Linked DNA regions of Homo sapiens: region 1 is linked to region 2. A link is a contact called in ENCODE Hi-C or POLR2A ChIA-PET data. All regions are on one chromosome and are shown on one strand. The core of a region is the stretch at or near the end of the contact, and the rest is flanking DNA. Distances in the headings are between cores, read along the strand shown. Region 1 has its middle 19 kb from the start of FOS. Region 2 has its middle 15 kb from the start of EIF2B2.

Region 1 (6,392 bases), core at 1,271-3,770, 270 kb after region 2:
CTTTCTCATTAACCTGAATTTGAAGTTTCTCTCTTTTCCAGCTGCTTTTATGCTCTAGGTGGAGTTTAGAAAAGAGAAGTCTAGCTTAACCATTCGTTGACAGAAAAAAGTAGAAATTGTCATTTCTTCCCTGAAAATACCAGAATTAGTAAATTGCTACCTTGCCCATAATCCTGTAATAAGCAGAATCTGCATTATGGTTGGATATATAGCATGAATCTCAACTACTATCTGGGTTTTTGTTTTTATTTTTATTTATTTATTTATTTTTGAGACTGAGTCTCACTTTGTTGCCCAGGATGGAGTACAGTGGCGCAATCTCGGCTCACTGCAACCTCGGCCTCCCAGGTTCAAGTGATTCTCCTACCTCAGCCTCTTAAGTAGCTGGGATTACAGGTGTGCGCCACCACGCCCGGCTAAATTTTTTGTATTTTTAGTAGAGACGGGTTTTCACTATGTTGGCCAGGCTGGTCTCGAACTCCTGACCTTAGGTGATCCACCCGCCTCAGCCTCGCAAAGTGTTGGGATTACAGGCGTAAGCCACTGCGCCCGGCCAATATTTTTTTCTTTTTTCTTTTCTCCTTTTTTTTTTTTCTTTTTTTGAGTCAGAGTCTGTCGCCCAGCCTGGAGGGCAGTGGTGGGATCTTGGCTCACTGCAATCTCTGCCTTCCAGGCTCAAGCAATTCTCCTGCCTCAGCCTCCTGAGTAGCTGGGACTACAGGCCTGCACTACCACACCTGGCTAACTTTTGTATTTTTAGGAGACAGGGTTTCACCATGTTGGCCAGGCTGGTCTCGAACTCCTGGCTTCAAGTGATTCGCCTGCCTCCCAAAGTGATGGGATTACAGGCGTGAGCCACTGTGCCCGGCCAGGGTTTTTTTTTCCTGAAGGGCTGATCATGGCTTTGTTCCACTCACTGTGCCCTTCTTCCTCTGCTTGGAACTGGACAGAAGTTCCAATAAGCTACTGTCTTCTATTAAGTAAGGACCAGACATGAAAAACTTTATGGTGGGGATGAGTGGATGGGGCAAGGGTTTGGGGAGCAATGATCAACTGGGTAAAATCCTGGGGAGTGGCAATTGAGTGGGAAGGGAGTCAAGAAGTGTTTAGGGAAGGATGTCGGGGAAGTGAGTAATAGGTAGGTCAGAGGATGGAGCAAGGGAATGTTGAAAGGCAACGGATATGCTCTGTGGACAGGTGGCAAAATATCTGAATGGGGGCCCAGGGAGGGCTACTATGGAGTAACAGGGAAGGGACCCTGAGGTGCTGATTTCTCAGAGATAGACAATGGGATTGGATATGTGTTGGTGGAGGAATGCAGAAAGCCCAGGCCAACTCCGAATGCCATTCATTTACATGAAATCCCTCTTTATGCCTCCACCATCTGCAACAGACTATGTGCTCACCCAAATGGCTTGCTTTTAATTCCAGCAAATAATATCCCCTCTGCTTTCCCCCAAATACAAAAGACACCATTTAAATTCAGCCAGGATGGAAGATCATGATATTTGGAGAAAATTCAAAGTCTGGGCCGCTCAGCTGTGCCTTATCATTCAAAAGTTACATTTTGTTCAGGTTGGCTGGCTTCACATGGTCATCTCAACTTTTCACTCCTGTTTCTTTCTTCTTTTTTTTTGAGACAGAGTCTCGCTCTGTCGCCCAGGCTGGAGTGTGCAGTGGCGCGATCTTGACTCACTGCAACCTCCGCCTCCTGGTTTCAAGCGATCCTCCTGCCTCACCCTCCCGAGTAGCTGGGATTACAGGCGCCCGCCACCAAGCCTGGCTAATTTTTATTTTTATTTTTTATTTTTTAATTAGAGAGGAGGTTTCGCCATGTTGCCCAGGCTGGTCTTGAACTCCTGACTTCAGGTGATCCACCTGCCTCAGCTGCCCAAAGTGCTGGGATTATAGGCCTGAGCCACCCTGCCTGGCCCTCTCCTCTGTTTCTTGACCTGGTTTTGTTTACAATTTGTTGCTGCAATCTTCCTATAACTGTTTCCAGAGTTGTGTGACGAAAAGGGAGGCTGGCACGCAGAGAGATTTCTCACACTCTGTTGGCTTGTGCAGTTGAGACAAAATTAAGCAATGTAGAAATTTAAGCTTCAGTTTTTAATGACCTAGGTTTTTCCAGGCCTTCCCATTTTGGAGTATCACAGTACTCAGGGATTTCTGAGTTTTCTCTCCCTTCCAGAGGAACTATTCTTGAATGGGATTATTAAGCACCCCTTCCTCAATTCTTCAACAAAGCTCCGAGGAATGAATGTCTCAAGTTCTGCTGCTTTTAAAGTATAAAAGATAAATTCAAAGTTCCTTATGCTTCTCCTTTCTGGGAGAATTCTGGGTTTTACTCCAACAGTGGGAAAGTTTTCTAAGCTGGTTTTGCTCCTGTCTCATGGGCAAGGCAGTTTGGTCGGTGGCTGTTCTGTGGGCTGCTGTCTGGAGGAGACGGTCGGTGGAGACGGTCGGTCGGGGAGGTCACCCTGACAATTATGGCCAACTGACGGTGGAGGGAGTGGTCTCGGTTTGGCCCTCAGTCTGGAGTCACAGTCTGGATTCACAGGCAGCGCAGAGAGATGTTGGCTCAGGACCTGAGGCTGAGGCGTGCTGGGACAGCCTAGGGGGTGTCCTGGCTTTCCAGGGGCTGGGGAACCCTCTCTGGCCCGGGGGCGGGAGAAGCTGTTCCAGAATCGGTTCTGGCTCCACTGCCACCTCAGCACTTTCTAATTGCAGCTCCAAACAGCCGCAGCTGCAGTCATAGCAACAGGCCCCGCCCACCGGGCTTCGCTCCTGGCGTCCAGCACGTGACGGCGACGCCTGCGTCGCTCCCTCAGCCCCTGGCGCTAAGGGAGGCGGGGAAGTGTGGGGGGATGACGTTTACTCTGTCGTCTCCATGGATATAATGCATAGACGTCAACGTCGCCAGTGTTTGGTGTGTAACGTTCTTCCGTCTCCATGGGAACGTCAGGCGGCCAAACACCGGGCCCCAGCAACAGGCTTCTGATTGGCCCGAGGCTTCCAAAGGCGGAGCTTCGTCTCCCGCGCCCGCTCGACTGTGTTGCTGTTTTGGTTGTTGTCTCCCACTTGTTTATTTCTCTAACAGATCCTGGAGGCTGAGGTCTAGATCGGTCGCCAAGGATGGGATCCAGGAGAAAACGTGCTGAACGTGCAGCTTGCTCCTACCGATTACAGCCCAGCAGATGACATAGTTCCACTGTGCTCTAGTCCATTGTGGGAATTATGGCCCTCATGCCCGGCGTCTGTCACAACCCAATATTTGGTGTTATAACCCCTGCTCCCACCCCCCAGCACATCTCAGAAGTGCCGTTACCCTCTCAGTCACATCCCAGAAACTGTGTTGCCTTCACGGTTACTCTTGTTTATGCTTGAGAGCACTCGGAGGCCTTTCCATATCTAAAGCCTGCATTCAGTGCTACCCCCTGCAGGATTTGGATACATTTCCCCGTCTGGTCCTAATTCTGTTGAATGACATCATTTATCCGTATTCCCACCCAGAGATGGGCAGATTTCTTGTAACCTGAATAGATACCAAAGAATCCCAAAGGACCTGGGTGGGTACTTCTATTTATGGGCTCATTGGATCTTATTCTTTCCTCTCCGCCTGTTTTAATTCAAATCGGGGGGACCATTTGATTTCTCCAATAGAAACAGAAAGAAATTGAAGACAGAGATGAACACAGATCAAGAGCCCAGGTTTCTTGATATCTAATACTAATATACTGATGGAGTTAAACATTCCAAGGTACGAATGTGTCCAGAAACAGTTTTAACCTTACCCTGGGTTTCCATCAGTGAAACCAAGTTAACATCTGGCAAAAGATAGCGATCTAGCCTCAGGGGTTTCAGTCAAGTTGCGCTTAAAAGAATGCCTTAAAATCTGTAGTTATGGTGTCAAATATAATAAATCTTCACCAGCTCATGCACGTACAAGTCTGAAATGTTTCATAAAAGGTTTAGATGACCTGATAACATGTTTCTAAAACCCAGAGAGAAAGAGAGAGACTGATACAAACGTCAAGTTAAAAACAAGAAAGTAAAATTAGTTTCATAGATTGGGGTTGATAAGGGGAATCTCTGTCCTCTATGCTCTAATCTTAGCCCACTACCTCCTTTCCTCTATCTCCTCTGGTGGATATGCTTGCTATCTGTCCTCCCCTCCGACTCTTTGGCTAGCCTTATAGCCTATAATTTCCTTCAGAGATGTAGTGAAATTAAATGAAATTAAGAGCCTGCTTAATGCAAACAGGACCAAAGGGCACAGCTCTTTATCGTAATGAACTTCATTCTGATTAAGTCAGGGACTGCAAGTGCTTACTATTTACCCAGTAAATATATTAAATTGCTAGGCTAGTCTCCCTTCTGTCCTGACACTGCCAGGGAATATTTGAAAGTCGGATATAAGATCCATTTTAGACCATCAAACATCCCTTCTAATTCTATCATCTCTCTTTATGTTTCCAGGAATATAGCATGTCTTGGTCTCTGAGAGCCAATATATCTGGGTTACACTGAAAGAGGAATAACGAGATAATATTTACACTGTACATTGAAGATGACCTGAAAAGCTGGAAGAGGTGACTGAGGGCATTTTCTCAGTGTGGATGAAGAAGAGGGGAGGAAGGTGAAAGATGACAGAATATCTAAGTGCCTAGATTTGATTCTAGCATATGAACCCATTTTATGATTCTGTCCAAGGGCATCAGTTATAACCTCCAAATTTCCATGTCCTTCTCCATCTCCCAGTCTTAGAATTTTTTTTTTTTTTTTTTTTTGAGACAGAGTCTTGCTCTGTCACCCAGGCTGGAGTGTAGTGGCAGGATCTTGGCTCACTGCAACTTCCACCTCTCAGGTTCAAGTGATTCTCCTGCCTCAGCCTCCCAAGTGGCTGGGAATACAGGCGCCTGCCACAACGTCTGGCTAATTTTTGTATTTTTAGTAGAGACAGGGTTTTGCCGTATTGGCCAAGCTAGTCTTGAACTCCTGACCTCAAGTGATCTGCCCACCTTGGCCTCCCAAAGTGCTGCTGGGATTACAGGCGTGAGCCACCGCGCCTGGCCAGTTCTTTCTTTTTTTTCTTTCTCTCTCCTTTCCCTCCCTCCCTCCTTCCTTCCTTCCTTCCTTCCTTCCTTCCTTCCTTCCTTCCTTCCTTCCTTCCTTCCTTTCAATGGAATCTCGCTCTGTCACCCAGGCTGGAGTGCAATGGCGCAATCTCGGCTCACTACAACCTCCGTCTCCCAGGTTCAAGCAATTCTCCTGCCTCAGCCTCCCGAGTAGCTGGGATTACAGGTGCACACTGCCACGCCCGGCTAATTTTTTGTATTTTTAGTAGAGACGGGGTTTCACCGTGTTCCCCGGGCTGGTCTTGAACTCATGAGCTCAGGCAATCCACCTGCCTCAGCCTCCCAAAGTGCTAGGATTACAGACGTGAGCCACCACAGCCGGCCAGGCCAGTTCTTTCTTTTTGTTTGACCCAAACATGGTCATGGGCCATGATGTGGGACCCAGCGAATTTTTAGTCTAGGAAATACCAAATAGATATCGTTTTGATTGTATCGTGAGAAGCAGTTTGTTTCATATATGCTTGCATGCGCACACACATGCATATTCTTTTGCTGCCTTGTGTTTCGGCTGAGCCTCTCTGTTTAGATGACCAGATTCAACATAAGGACCATGATGTCCTTCTATGTTGCTGACTTCCTTAAACCACAAGATGATTAATTTCCCCAACCTATTTCCTCATCTATAAAATGGGGTCTGGACAACTCACTGACCCCACACGTTTGCTTTGACCCAAGAGGATTGCAATGATACAGTGATTATTAGTTGGTGGTGTGGAAATACTAAATGCTGCATAAATGCTTGATTATTATTTGTGGGTATATTTTCCCTCAACACCTCTCCATCTTAGTGCTGAGTGAAGCCTCCACTTGCCAGGTTTCCCTGGCAAAGAAGAGGCCTTGGCCCAGGCCAGGATGTGTAGGAGCTGTGACCTACCTGGCCTTTCAAGGCCCAGGTTCACACTATCCTCCTTCACATCTCAGCCATGATAGAATTCACTCTTCCACTCATGCTGGCTAACATGGTGAAACCCCATTTCTACTAAAAATACAAAAAATTAGCCAGGTGTGGTGGCACATGCCTATAATCCCAGCTACTTGGGAGGCTGAGGCAGGAGAATTGCTTGAACCCCGGAGGTGGAGGTTGCAGTGAGCCAAGATTGCACCATTGCACTCCAGCTTGGGCAACAAGAGCGAAATTCCTTCTAAAAAAAAAAAGGAGATGTTGCTACCTGGCCTCCTTACCTCTCGGGACTGTTAGGAGGGTCATACTAGGTCATGCTTGTGGAAGGGCTTCAAAAACCGTAAGTCAGAGGG
Region 2 (6,533 bases), core at 1,978-4,477:
CTGTCCACCCCAGGCTGGGGCCTATGAGCCTTGGGAAGTTTCTGTGCTCTCTTCCCTTAGGGGATAGGGACTGGCGGCCCCGCATTCAGAACCCAGCAGGACTCTTCCTCTCCACTCCCCGGTGCCCTCAGGTGTGTGCCAGGCATCTTATCGAGGCTGGGGCTCGGCTCTCAGAAGCCTGACGCCCAGCTTCCTTGGCACCCATTCCACTTTCATCTGTCAGCTTCATACTCAGGGGGCAAGGAGAGGGACGCAGAGCTTCTATCACCAAGGTCCTGAAGGCTTTAGAGGCTGGTGGGAGCCTGGCCCCTGTCTGACCCCTCAAGGCCATTCCTCCCATTCTAACAAGAAGGATGTGGCCGTGGTGGAATTAGGAGGCACTGTGGCAGTCTCTGGAGACAGACACCCTGGGTTAGAACCTACACTTGGTCCCCACCAGTGGCAAGCCACTCAACTTGAGCCTCAGCTTCTTCTGCTGTAAAATGAAGATGTTAACATGCCTATGTTACCGTACAGAGCCCTGGGAGACTTCGAGGTGATTATAAAAAGTCTCTGGCACAATGCAGGTGCTTCATCAGTGCAGGCCACTGTGATTCTTCTTCCTCAAGCCCCAAGAAGGGAAATTAGCTGAGACTGGAAAGAATTTTCTGACTTCAGTTATCCCCACCTCCACATTCTGTGCAATGGAGAGAGCAGCTTGAGAAGTTTTGCCTTCTTGCCCGAAAACCCTGCTCAGAAACCAGTTAATCAAACTACCCTCTGAAGTTAGACAATGACTGTCTGTTAGAATATTCCTGGCCACGGCCATCAAACCAGGGACAGAAACTATTCCTGGGACAGAGGGGAGTCAGATGCGAGTGAGGGAGTGTTGGGCCTCTGGGGTCTGCTGCCTGCAGGTTGGTCACCGAGGGCCATGTCTGCTCCAAGAGTGGCAGGAATCTGCTGGGACCCAGGACACAGGCATCTGGACGGGGCTGCACCACCATGCAAGGAGTCCTTGAAAGAGACATTCTCAGGTAGTTAAAATAACTGGGGAGTCCTTGAAAGAGAGGAGTTATCAAAATAAAAGTCGATATTATTTTTCTCTGAATTGTCCAGTCTGAAATTACAACCAGGTCTACCAGAATCACCTTTTATGGAGAGTTCTAAAAATTCTCTTATGTAATGGGTATCCAGACCTGCTACTTTAAAGATCGGTAGTAGGTCGGGTGCTGTGGCTCAGACTGTAATACCAGCACTTTGGGAGGCCAAGGCCAGTGGATCACCTGAGGTCGGGAGTTCAAGACCAGCCTGCCCAACATGGTGAAACCCCATCTCTACTAAAAATACAAAAATTAGCCAGGTGTGGTGGCCCACGCCTGTAATCCCAGCTACCCAGGAGGCTGAGGCACGAGAATCACTTGAACCCAGGAGGCAGAAGTTGCAGGGAGATGAGATCGTGTCACTGCACTCCAGCCTAAGTGACAGAATGAGATTCTGTTTCAAAAAAAAAAAAAAAAAAGGCCAGTAGTAGTACATGTCTCTAAATGTTTGAGATCCTTACCATTTATCAGAGTTCCCTGTTACTAACATCTCCACTGACAGACAAGGTCACCCAGCTTGTGAGGGGCAAACTCCAGGAGATGTGTGTGACTTTCAAACCCCAGCTTTTAAATGATTTAACGTTCAGTGACTAAGAGAATAACTGGCTACTGGGCCTTGATCGCCACTTGTTTTTTCTTTCAGAATCTCAGACTATATTGTTTTGTGTACCTAAATGATTGGACATTCTCACTTAGCAGAAGGGACCTATCAATTGCAGAATAACTATCTGTTGACCAGAACCAACCCATCTCATAGGGCTGTTGTAGACACCAAAAGAGATAAGGAAAATGAAAGTCTCTAACCAAAAAGCAAAAATCCTCTAAAGTATAAGGGATGATCTGTTTATTAGTATTGAGTTTCTCCTTGTACAGGGCCTGTTTCCAGTATGCAATGTTGGTGCTTGGTATAAAGGTGCATAATAAATATTTGTTACATGTTAAATATGTTGATCTATGAAGAGCAACAATTAATACACAATCCTACTAACAATAGGGTAAGATTGTTTTTTTTTTTCTAATCACGTACCCTGGGTTCCACTACCTGTGTCTGTCATTAGACTTTCCCTTCAAATTCCTAGCAATTGGCCTGGCGCAGTGGCTCACGCCTGTAATGTTAGCACTTTGGGAGGCCGAGGCGGGTGAATCACCTGAAGTCAGGAGTTTGAGAACAGCCTGGCCAACATGTTGAAACCCCATCTCTACCAAAAATACAAAAATTAGCCGGGCGTGGTGGCGCGTGCCTGTAAATCCCAGATAGTCAAGAGGCTGAGCCAGGAGAATCACTGGAACCCAGGAGGCAGAGGTTGCAGTGAGCTGAGATTGCACCACTTCACTCCAGCCTGGGTGACGAGATCGAGACTCCTTCTCAAAAAAAACACACACACAAAAAAAACGATTCCTAGCAATTGATCATGATAAAGTGTCAGGGAAGCTCAAGAACAGAGCCAGATGCCACAAAATATAAATCTGTATTTAGAGCAAGATTAATTTCTTGTTTAGCAGAAGCAACCAAATAACACACTCCTCCCTTGACTGAAAATAGGCTTGGGCTCCTGGGAGGACACAAGAAGCTTAGGCAAGGCTCTAGCAACCCAAAAAGTTAAGCCAAAGGGGAATTTGTTGAGAAGTCCAAGGGTGGCTGTACCTTCAGCCATGGCTAGATCTAAGGGCCCATGTCAGCTCATCTCAAATCATCAGCTCATCTCAAATCATCAGCTCATTTGTTCTTTCTCCCTCTGTCTAGGACTGGGCTCTACTTGCTTCTCCTGGAGCAGCTGGCTGACTTTCTCCTACACTAGACAAGCTCTCCCCATGAGGCAGGAAAGGTAGCCACCGCTAGTCCAAAGCCAACCTCTTTACAGCAGATGAGGACAGAAACCTGCTTTCTTCCAGGGTCCATATAGCAAATCACAGGACTGAATGGCTTTGCATGACCAATCAGCGTGGAAGTTGGATGATGGACCAGTCCCAGGTGTGGGGGGCCAGGCCTGTGGTTAGGGGCCACTTGGGGCACGAGGAGGTGCTGGGATTGACAGTTCCACCCAAATCACATGAGATGAGGAAGGGCAGTTCCCAACGGAAAGCGGGTGCAGGGCAGACAAAAACAACAGGTGTCTACTACAATAGCACTTGTTCTCAGGTTGCATAGAGACATGACTTATCCACCAAAACAATCAGAGAAGGATAAAAACAGTAGTGCATTCACATGCCCAAGTGTTGAGTCAAAGGCCTTCAGGAAAAGGAAGTGATCCTATGGCCTAAAGGAGATTCTTTGGAACAGAAGGATAAAGACACAAACATTTTAGTAAGCCTTGCTGCCCCCAGTTCAGAATTATCATCATAATCACCGTATTCTCCAAATTAAGTCCAGGAAACTGTTATTTGATAATTATGCAGACAATCAGCCATAATGTTTGGAATTGGGACATTTCTGGAAAATCTGGAAGATTTGATCAACATAATCATATTTCTGGCTGAAAGAATGGGCCTGATGGATTTCTTATGTTTCTTACAAATAACTTTTACTTCTCATTATGAACGGCATATGTTAACTGTAGAAATTTTGGAAAATACAGAACAGTACACAAATAAAAATAAAAATCATTCTTGCATTTTATTAGAGTTGGGTGTGACTGCAAGTGATGGAAACTCCTAGATAACTGTGGAAGTTAAACAAGACTGAAGTTTATTTAGCTCTCAGCTGTATGAAGCCCAGAGGTGAATATTCCAGGCTGGTATGGGAGCTCCACTCCGCAGAGACCTCAGAGTGTGCAGGCTCCTTCTGGCTCACTCCTCTGCCATCCCTACAGTAGGACCTGTATCCTCATCACCTAAGCTGGCAGAGCAGAAATGCAGCAAGAAAGAGAAAGTCATGAAGAGGCCAAAGACCCATCCCAGCTATCTCCTAGGGAAGGTTCTCAAAAGCAGCAACAAAATGTTAATACTTCCACACCTTCCCATTGGTAAGAACATAGGCACATGGCCACATCTACCTGTGAAGGAGACTGGGAAATGTAGTTTCTATTCTGGGTGGCTATTTTCCCAGCTAAAACTCTATTACTATAGGAGGGGAGAGTGGCTTTGGGAGCAATTGTCTCTGATAAACCTGTAATCGTACTATCCAGAGATAGTCACTGTTAATGTCATAGTATATGTCATTATACACACTTCACACACACACACCTATATACATATATATGTATGTGTAAGAATATGTGTATTGTGTATATTTATATATATATAATACATACAAATAAAGTATATTTTTAGAGTGAAATTGAGGTCCCACCAAATATACTATTTTTACATCCTGCTTTAAAAAAATTATAGACTTTAGGCCGGGCACGGTGGCTCATGCCTGTAATCCCAGCACTTTGGGAGGCCGAGGCGGGTGGATCACGAGGTCAGGAGTTCAAGACCAGCCTGGCCAAGATGGTGAAACCCCGTCTCTACTAAAAATTCAAAAATTAGCCAGCCGTGGTGGCAAGCACCTGTAATCCCAGCTACTCAGGAAGCTGAGGCAGAGAATTGCTTAAACCCAGGAGGCGGACGTTGCAGTGAGCCGAGATTGCACCACTGCACTCCAGCCTGAGTGACAGAGCAAGACTCTGTCTTAAAAAAAATACATATAGAGAGAGACTTTAAACAGCCTCTTTCAAGATCTATTTTAGCATTGTGTCATTTAACAATTACAGCTAGAGTTACTTTAAAAATTCACTGGGCACAGTGGCTCACGCTTGTAATCCCCGTGCTTTGGGAGGCCAAGATGGGAGGATCTCTTGAAGCCAGGAGATCAAGACCAGCCTGGGGAACATAGCAAGATCCTGTCTGCACAAAAAAAAAAAAAAAAAAAAAAAAAAAAAAAAATTAGCCAGATGTGGTGGCCCACACCTGTAGCTGTAGTCCTCACTACTTGGGAGGCTGAAGGGGGAGGATCAGTTTGAGGCTACAGTAAGCTATGATTGGACCCCTGCACCCCAGCCTGGGCGACACAGTAACCCTGTCTCTTAAAAAAAAATGACCATCCCCCAAATGTAATGCTTTATAATTTTATAATTTTCTTTTAAATAGATGTTTTTATTTCATAAATCCTGGTTTTGTTTGTTTAACTATTTATTTTGAAATAATTGTAGATTCACAGGAGGTTGCAAATAAATGTATATCCTTCTCTCTCTTGCATCCTTCCCCCCAGACTACTCCAATGCTAACATTTTATACAACCATGACACAATGTCAAAACCAAGAAAATGACATTGGTACAATCCACAGAGCTTATTCAGATTTCATACATGCATTCCGTGTGTGTGTGTGTGTGTGTGTGTGTATATGCACAATTTTATCACAGGTAGTCTTGCATAACCACCACCACAATCAAGAAACCCAAGTGTACTATTAATATCACAAGATTCCTAGTGTTACTCCTTTGTAGCCACACATCCCACCCATCTGTAACTCCTGGAAGCCACTAATCTATTCTTTATTTCTATAATTATGTTATTTCATGATTGTTACATAAGTAAAGTTATGCAGTATGTACACTTTTTTTTTTTTTTGAGACAGGGTCTTGCTCTGTTACCCAGGCTGGAGTACAGTGGCGTGATCTCAGCTCACTGTGACCTCTGCCTCCCGGGTTCAAGTGATTCTTGTGCCTCAGCCTCCTGAGTAGCTGGGATTACAGGCATGTGCCACCATGCCTGGCTAATTTTTTTTTTTGTATTTTTAGTAGAAACGGGGTTTCGTCATGTTGCCCAGGCTGGTCTTGAACTCCTGGGCTCAAGTGATCTGCCTGTCCCAACATGCCAAAGTGCTGGGATTACAGGCGTGAGCCACCACTCTTGGCCTATACTTTTGAGATGGGTTTTTTTCACTCAGCATAATTTCCTTGAGGTTAGTCTAAGTTGTTGGATATATCGATATTTCATTCCTTTCTATTACCGAGCTGTATTCCATGGTATGGATGTACAGTTTGTGTAAACATTCACCAGTTGGAAGACATTGGGTAGTTTCCAGTTGTTGGCTATTATGAATAAAGCTGCCATGAACATTCACCTGCAAGTTCCTATGTAGACGTTCTTCATTTCTCTGGGATAAATCACCAAAAATACAATTGCTGGGTTGTATTATAAGTTCATTATTAGTTTTGAAAGGGACTGCCCAACTATTTTCAAGAGTGATTGTGTGCAATCCGCCTTTTAAAACTGATAATACGGCCGGGCGTGGTGGCTCACGCCTGTAATCCCAGCACTTTGGGAGGCCAAGGCAGGCGGATCATGAGGTCAAGAGATGGAGACCATCCTGGCCAACATGATGAAACCTCATCTCTATGAAAAATACAAAAATCAGCTGGGCGTGGTGGTGCGCACCTGTAGTCCCGGCTACTCGGGAGGCTGAGGCAGGAGAATTGCTTGAACCCAGGAGGCAGAGGTTACAGTGAGCCTAGAGCCTAGATCG

Evidence for each region. Hi-C counts contacts between places; a loop is a spot of excess contacts on that map. ChIA-PET counts read pairs that join two places held with the same protein, here RNA polymerase II (POLR2A).
Region 1: a map of endothelial cell of umbilical vein shows a loop between it and region 2 (25-fold over the local background). The contact joins two enhancer-like sites. A Hi-C loop is called at or near these places in 1 of 168 maps with a recorded cell type or tissue (endothelial cell of umbilical vein). POLR2A ChIA-PET finds 5 or more read pairs at or near these places in 1 of 52 experiments (AG04450).

What each region holds. Positions count from the first base shown.
Region 1 is chr14:75,256,278-75,262,669 of GRCh38, forward strand. No RefSeq gene overlaps it. Among named protein-coding and RNA genes, the nearest start is that of FOS, 19 kb to the right of the region's middle. RefSeq lists enhancers at 603-772, 667-1,166, 1,444-4,018, 1,866-2,844, 3,025-3,284. Within about 2 kb of position 2,521, at least 38 of the 41 ENCODE cell types and tissues checked have a DNase peak (open chromatin) inside an H3K27ac peak, as active enhancers do; they include endothelial cell of umbilical vein, where a contact is called at or near this core.
Region 2 is chr14:74,985,129-74,991,661 of GRCh38, forward strand. No RefSeq gene overlaps it. Among named protein-coding and RNA genes, the nearest start is that of EIF2B2, 15 kb to the right of the region's middle. Within about 2 kb of position 3,228, at least 3 of the 41 ENCODE cell types and tissues checked have a DNase peak (open chromatin) inside an H3K27ac peak, as active enhancers do; they include endothelial cell of umbilical vein, where a contact is called at or near this core.